Regions from separate parts of the Mus musculus genome. Here region 2 is linked to region 1. Evidence: chromatin loops called from intact Hi-C (ENCODE). Cell type or tissue: heart. All regions are shown on one strand. Each heading gives the region's core, and the rest is flanking DNA. Links, peaks and the distances in the headings are about the cores only. Region 1 holds the start of Tnfsf18 (tumor necrosis factor (ligand) superfamily, member 18). Region 2 has its middle 80 kb from the start of Gm31869.

Region 1 (2,923 bases), core at 208-2,707:
TTAGTCTCTGGGAGCTCTGGGGGTACTGGTTAATTCATATTGTTGTTCCTCCTGTGGAGCTGTAAACCCTTCAACTCCTTGGGTCCTTTCTCTAGCTCCTTCATTTGGGACCCTGGGCTCCTTCCAGTGGATGACTGTAAGCACCCACATCTGTATTTGTCAGGCACTGGCAGAGCTTCTCAGGAGACAGCTATACCAGGCTCCTAGCTGCAAGCACTCACAAACCACATGAAACTCAAAAAGTAAGACCAAAGTGTGGATGCTTCAATCCTTCCTAGAAGGGTGAACAAAATACCCATGGAAAGAGTTATACAAACAAGGTGTGGAACAGAGACTGAAGGAATGACCAGCCAGAGACTGCCCCACCTGGGGATCCATCCCATAGACAATCACCAAACCCAGACACTATTGCGGAAATAACTTTTTAAATGATAGTTTTATTTCTACTCAGTGTTAGAATTGGAATTTGGTTCCAACATGGTCCAAGTTTGAGAAAATTGACCATCATGTTATTTACTAATGTTTGCTAAATTCTAGTAATATATTTGCAGGTCTTTTTAAAAAATATATTTATTTTATATTTATACATTTTTGCCCACATATATGTATGTGTATCATGTGTGTCTGATCCCTTGAGGGTCAGAAGATGGAGTTGGATTCCCCGGCACTGGAGTAATAGGCAGTTGTTAAACACCACACTGTGGCTGGGAACTAGACTTCGATCCTTTGCAAGAGGAACGCATGCTCTTACTTGCCAAGCCATCTCTCCAGCCCCCAGCTGCAGCTTTATTTCAAGTCTATTTCAGAATAAACACATTTTGTAACTGGGAATTGTGTGTGTGTGTGTGTGTGTGTGTGTGTGTGTGATTATAGCTTTGATTTGATGTTTTAAAACTCCCACCTAGGTGCGATTGACAAAACTCGTGTATCTCTAAAATGGTACCTATGTGAAGTCTGCAGTGTGATGACTTCACGAGAACCGTGTTGTTTAAACCACGCATCCTCACTCTTCAGCTCCTCACCTCTCTGACTTACCCAGTCGTTATATCTGCAGTAGGACAAAACTTAGTTTTAGATTTTATTTAGTCTTATAAGTTGTTTTCTTACTTGGAAATAATTTGGAATGCATAGCGTCTTACAGCAGCCGAGGCTGGCTGTGCATGCACACAGTACTTCCTCTTGCTTGAGGAAAGACTTTTTTCCTTCTGAACTTCCCTTGTAGTGGCTTCTGTCCCCCCTCCCGTGTTTCTGTTGGCTCTAAGCCTTCTCATTCCTTTGTATGTTTGGCCTGGTGCCACGATGACAGCGAGTGCTTAGCAGTGTTCCAAAGGAAAACTCCACCTCCTACACCCACGGGGCTAATTACTATAAAACATGACATTGCATCGTTCATCCATCACTTGTGGGTATCTGCTTTCCCCAGTTCTCATTCCATCAGAGAACGAGTTCTAGCCTCATGGAGGAAATGCCTTTGAGAGAATCAAGTCCTCAAAGGGCAGAGAGGTGCAAGAAGTCATGGCTCTTGTGCATAGTGGCTCTGTTACTGATGTTGCTCTGTTCTTTGGGTACACTGATCTATACTTCACTCAAGGTAAGGTGGTCATAGAGTCTACAGCTGCTAATTATATCATATAAAGGTTATTTATTTGTTAGTCTGGTTATTATCACTGCCATTCAGCATTGCTAGAGGTAGTGGGAAGGAAGACATTTGACAGTACAAACAGTGTAAGCAATTTAAGCCTTGTAATGACATGGCTCTTCAAATGTGTTTTTATTCATCGAATGTTTTAAGACAAAAGACACTAGAAAATACTATATATTCTCTGTAGGTGTGAGCTAGATAGAACTACATGTTTAAACTGAGCCTTTAGGTGTCTGTGGAAGTTCTTTTGTCCTTCCTGGGACTCTACTAGAACCTTCTTGATTGGCAAAGAAAAGACCTGAACCATGGTACTAATCTTCGGGTAACCCCAGACAAGCTGTAGTCTCATTGGGGGAAGAGATACAAAACAGTAATGGGGGACAGTGACAGGAAGCAACTGCATGCTGAGGAAGGGCATGGTGTCAAAGTAGAAAAAAAGGAAATCCTGGGTTCCAGTTCTAGATTAGCCTCCCCATAACCAGCTGTGCAAATTTGAGTAAGTTGTATCGTTGTTCTGATTCTAGTTTTTAGGTCTGCAACATGGTGATAAGGGAATGGCTCTGTTTACTTGGCATCCTGCTAGCTGTAATTATAGCGCGCAGTAATTGACCTAGGAGAAGGATAAACCATATAGTTGTGGTTTATGAGGGGAATAACTTTGGGCTTGGGTGACCAGGGAAGGCTTCATGGAGGAGGGAGGAGCACATGTCTGTTTGGGAAGCCCCTGATGGTTATCAGGAATTTCCCATTGAACTCTAGTGTAAATTGTGGGTCTAGATGGGATATGAACTGGAAATGTATATCAATTAGGTTTTTCTAGAAGTGTTCTCTCATACAGAACAGCCAGGGCTGCAGAGAGAGAGAGAGAGAAAAAAAAACAGCAAAAACCAAACCAAAACAAACAGACAAAAAAAAAAAAAAACAACAAAACAAAACAAAACAAAAAAAACCAAAAAAAGCATTGACCAGAAAAGCCAGAAAGGAATCAAATATTAAATAAGACATTATATAATTCAAGGGTTGGCCTATTTATATTAAAATATACTAAATCTTGGGCAGAATTAAATGACGCATAGCTGTGTAAGAAAGGGTTGTGATGTGAGCCCAGGAACATTTTTCTAAAGAGACCAACCAGAGATGGTCTTAAAGGTATGGTTCTATATTGGCAAGATATTGAGAAAAGATGCAGGAGGAAGTAATGCACTGTTGATTCGAGGTTACTTAGTATGGTACTGGCTAAAGACTTACATAGGAGCCCATTAATCTGTAGTCTGTAACTGT
Region 2 (2,923 bases), core at 214-2,713, 190 kb after region 1:
AAAAAACCAAACCAAAAAAAAAAAAAAAAGTTAAATGATTCACCTTTGCTTTAGACAAAATATTTTCTCTACCTATTAGAAAACATACTTCAGGGATTCAAGTCAGGAGAAAGGAGGCTACAGTAAACAGCCTTCCAAGCCAGAAAGGAGAGGGCAGAACACTATTGGCTGGGGGAGAGGGGCAAAGACAGATTCAAACATCATTAAGAGCCCAAACCAATGAACCTGCCTGATTGTCAAACGACTCTACTGTCTCTGGCCCGGGCAGCTAGGGATGCTACTGATGGTGATCTAATCCATGCTTTAACCTTGCCTGTGTACATAACCCTTAGTTCCACACAGTCCATAGAGACCTCAAATTTGACATAAATTAAACCTTTCTTCTTGCTATTCTCTGCTCATAGCCTCCTATGTGCACCCACAGTGTCCTAACAATGTTTGTGACACAAGGATGAAAAAAGACTTTGGGGGCAAGGAGAGAAGAATATTGGGGTGCATCAGTAGCTAATGGACAGAGGAAATAGAAAAAGTCATAAAAGTTGGAAATGAATGGCCAAAGAGGTATGAGGGGGCCAGCAACGTGGCTCAGTGGGTAGCGGCGCTTGCAGCCAAGCCTGAGGACCTGAGTTTGATCCCTGGGACCCACATGGTGGAAGAAGGCAGGAGAGTGGTCCTTCCTCAGGGAAGAGCACTCCAACTGGTTGCCTGGTACCAAATGGCCAGCCCTAAAAACACACATACAGATAATACTATACCAGCTGAATAGATTGTTTATAGGAATACATATGTGTATACATATACATGCATGCATGCAGTTAATGAAAAAGAGGCCATGAACTTGAAGAAGAGCAGAGAGGATTACATAGGAGAGCTTAAAGAGAGGAAAGGGGACAAAGAAATGAAAATTAAATTATAATCTCAAAAATCAAACAAACAAAAAGAATGGACTCCTGAAGGTTGTTCTCTGACTTCCCCATGAACGCTGTGGCACACGTCTTTCCTCCTCCCACCAAACGTACATGCATATTAAAGAACTATAAATGTCATAAACTTTGTTAAGTAAGAAGGGTGCCAGGAGAGATTACAGTCAGCAACGTAAAGTGAAGACACAGAGAAAGACTGAGAAAGCCACCCACCACTCAGCGGTGTGAAGTTCACCAGTGACCTTTAGAAAGTGAGGCGGACCCCCACACGGTGATGAGCTGAATAAGATGAATTACAATCATGACGCATCATAACGTAGCTGAAAAGAGATTTTTGATTGGGTAGAGGCGAGGTAGACCCACGGGAAACCCAATTTAAACCAAAGGCATAAGGAGTGCAGAAGCGCACAGTGAACAGGGGGATTCCTAATGAAATCCAATTCCTAGCCAAATAAAAACTGAATAGCTACAAAGATAACTACAAAGATAGGGGTGTCTCTTTCACAAAAAAGACTGGAAGAAAAAGTTTCATGCATGCCTCTGGAAGAAGGGCAACGGCATTTTCAACAGAAATATTAGAACGGCGTATGAATCTGTTTCTGGAAGCCAGAAGCACCAGGGACCATTTCCCCTCTTTCTAGGTTCCCTGGAGTAGGTGAAGACCCTCCTTTAGGGATCTAATCTTTTTGCTTCTGAATTAGCTGAGAGCCACTTTTGCCAGGTGTCACTGCGCCACCACGTGGCCACTCTCAGAAGTAGCGATTTCCCCTAGTACAGCGGTTCTCCACTTTTCTAACTCCGCGACCCTTCAAATGCAGTTCCTCACGTTGTGGTGACCCCAACCATAAAATTATTTTTGTTGTTATATCACAACTTTAATTTTGCTACTGTTACGAATTGTAATGTAAATGTCTGTATTTTCCGGTGATCTTAGATGACCCCTGTGAAAGGGTCATTCGACTCCTGAGACACACTTGTGCACGCACACACTTTCACACGCACGCATGCATTAGAAGCTGGCTACTGTGTTGAATTACAGAATTCTGGGGCTGAGAGTTTAGATGAGCTTTATTTTGCAGTGAAAACAGAGGAGCCTTGCTTAGGTTTTCAAATTTCTTACTTTACCCTCGTGGATACTGTAGGCATCTCTAAGTGCCCGCAAATGAAATGAAAGCACATACAAAATCATAGCTTTATGTTTTTATTAGGTGTGTTCTTTGATGCTTTCATGTATGTATTTGATGCATTCTGATATCATCACTTCTATAATGTTCCTCATCTCCCTTCAAACTCTATGAGTCCTTGCCCCTAATAACAACACCCCCCCCCACCTTTGGAAGATCTGATGTTCTCACTGAAACCCACTGTAGTATCTACCTCTGTCTTAAGTTCAGTATGTTAACTAAATGCCGAGAGACAAAGCTTTGATCTCAACTTAATCTTTAGCAACAATCATTCTGTTGTGAGAGAGACACAATATCTTGTTTTAATCTGAGTTACAACAAAATAGCAATTTTACAGTATGCAAGCTCAAATGCAATGGCAAAACAGGAATTAAGAGTCAGCCTAATAACATAATTAGAATGTGCTAATTGGGTGATGCAAGACCCCAAATACAGCAGCAATCAAACCTCTTACATTGGAGCCCTCCAAAACACAAGTAACCTTGGCTGTTTGACACACTGTTTGAGTGATAATTAAATAATTTTTTTGAGAAAATCAACACTTTAATGCCTTTACCGTTTGGCTTTTCTCCCTTGGTTGTTTTGTTGTTGTTTTCTTTTCTTTCTGAAAAGTAATAGATGTAATTAAAGAAAATGTATGGATTTCTTGTGGAGAGAGAGAAATAAAAACCACTCAAAATTCCACAAGGCGCAGCATTAGTGTCTTAATGTTTTAATACTTTCAATGCTTTTAAACGTTTTACTAAAATATCAAGTGTGTATATATAAGTATGTATGTACATATATACCTATGTACCTATGTAGGTAGGTAGGTAT

The links. Hi-C counts contacts between places; a loop is a spot of excess contacts. Peaks named below come from ENCODE experiments on the same cell type or tissue, not always from the same donor. Only the 100,000 strongest peaks of a DNase experiment are listed, where the experiment ranks them.
Region 2: it touches region 1 in a loop (2.3-fold over the local background); 2 of 42 quality-filtered maps call a loop at or near these places.

The regions. Positions count from the first base shown.
Region 1 is chr1:161,493,257-161,496,179 of GRCm38, forward strand. It overlaps Tnfsf18 (tumor necrosis factor (ligand) superfamily, member 18), which reads left to right and starts at 1,401. Exons shown (of 3, transcript NM_183391.3): 1 at 1,401-1,591. The coding sequence starts at 1,457. In heart, for the core only: no CTCF peak of the experiment used is centred there; a DNase peak (open chromatin) is centred at 1,275.
Region 2 is chr1:161,686,089-161,689,011 of GRCm38, forward strand. No RefSeq gene overlaps it. Among named protein-coding and RNA genes, the nearest start is that of Gm31869, 80 kb to the right of the region's middle. In heart, for the core only: CTCF peaks have their summits at 1,670 (motif pointing left) and 1,871; no DNase peak of the experiment used is centred there.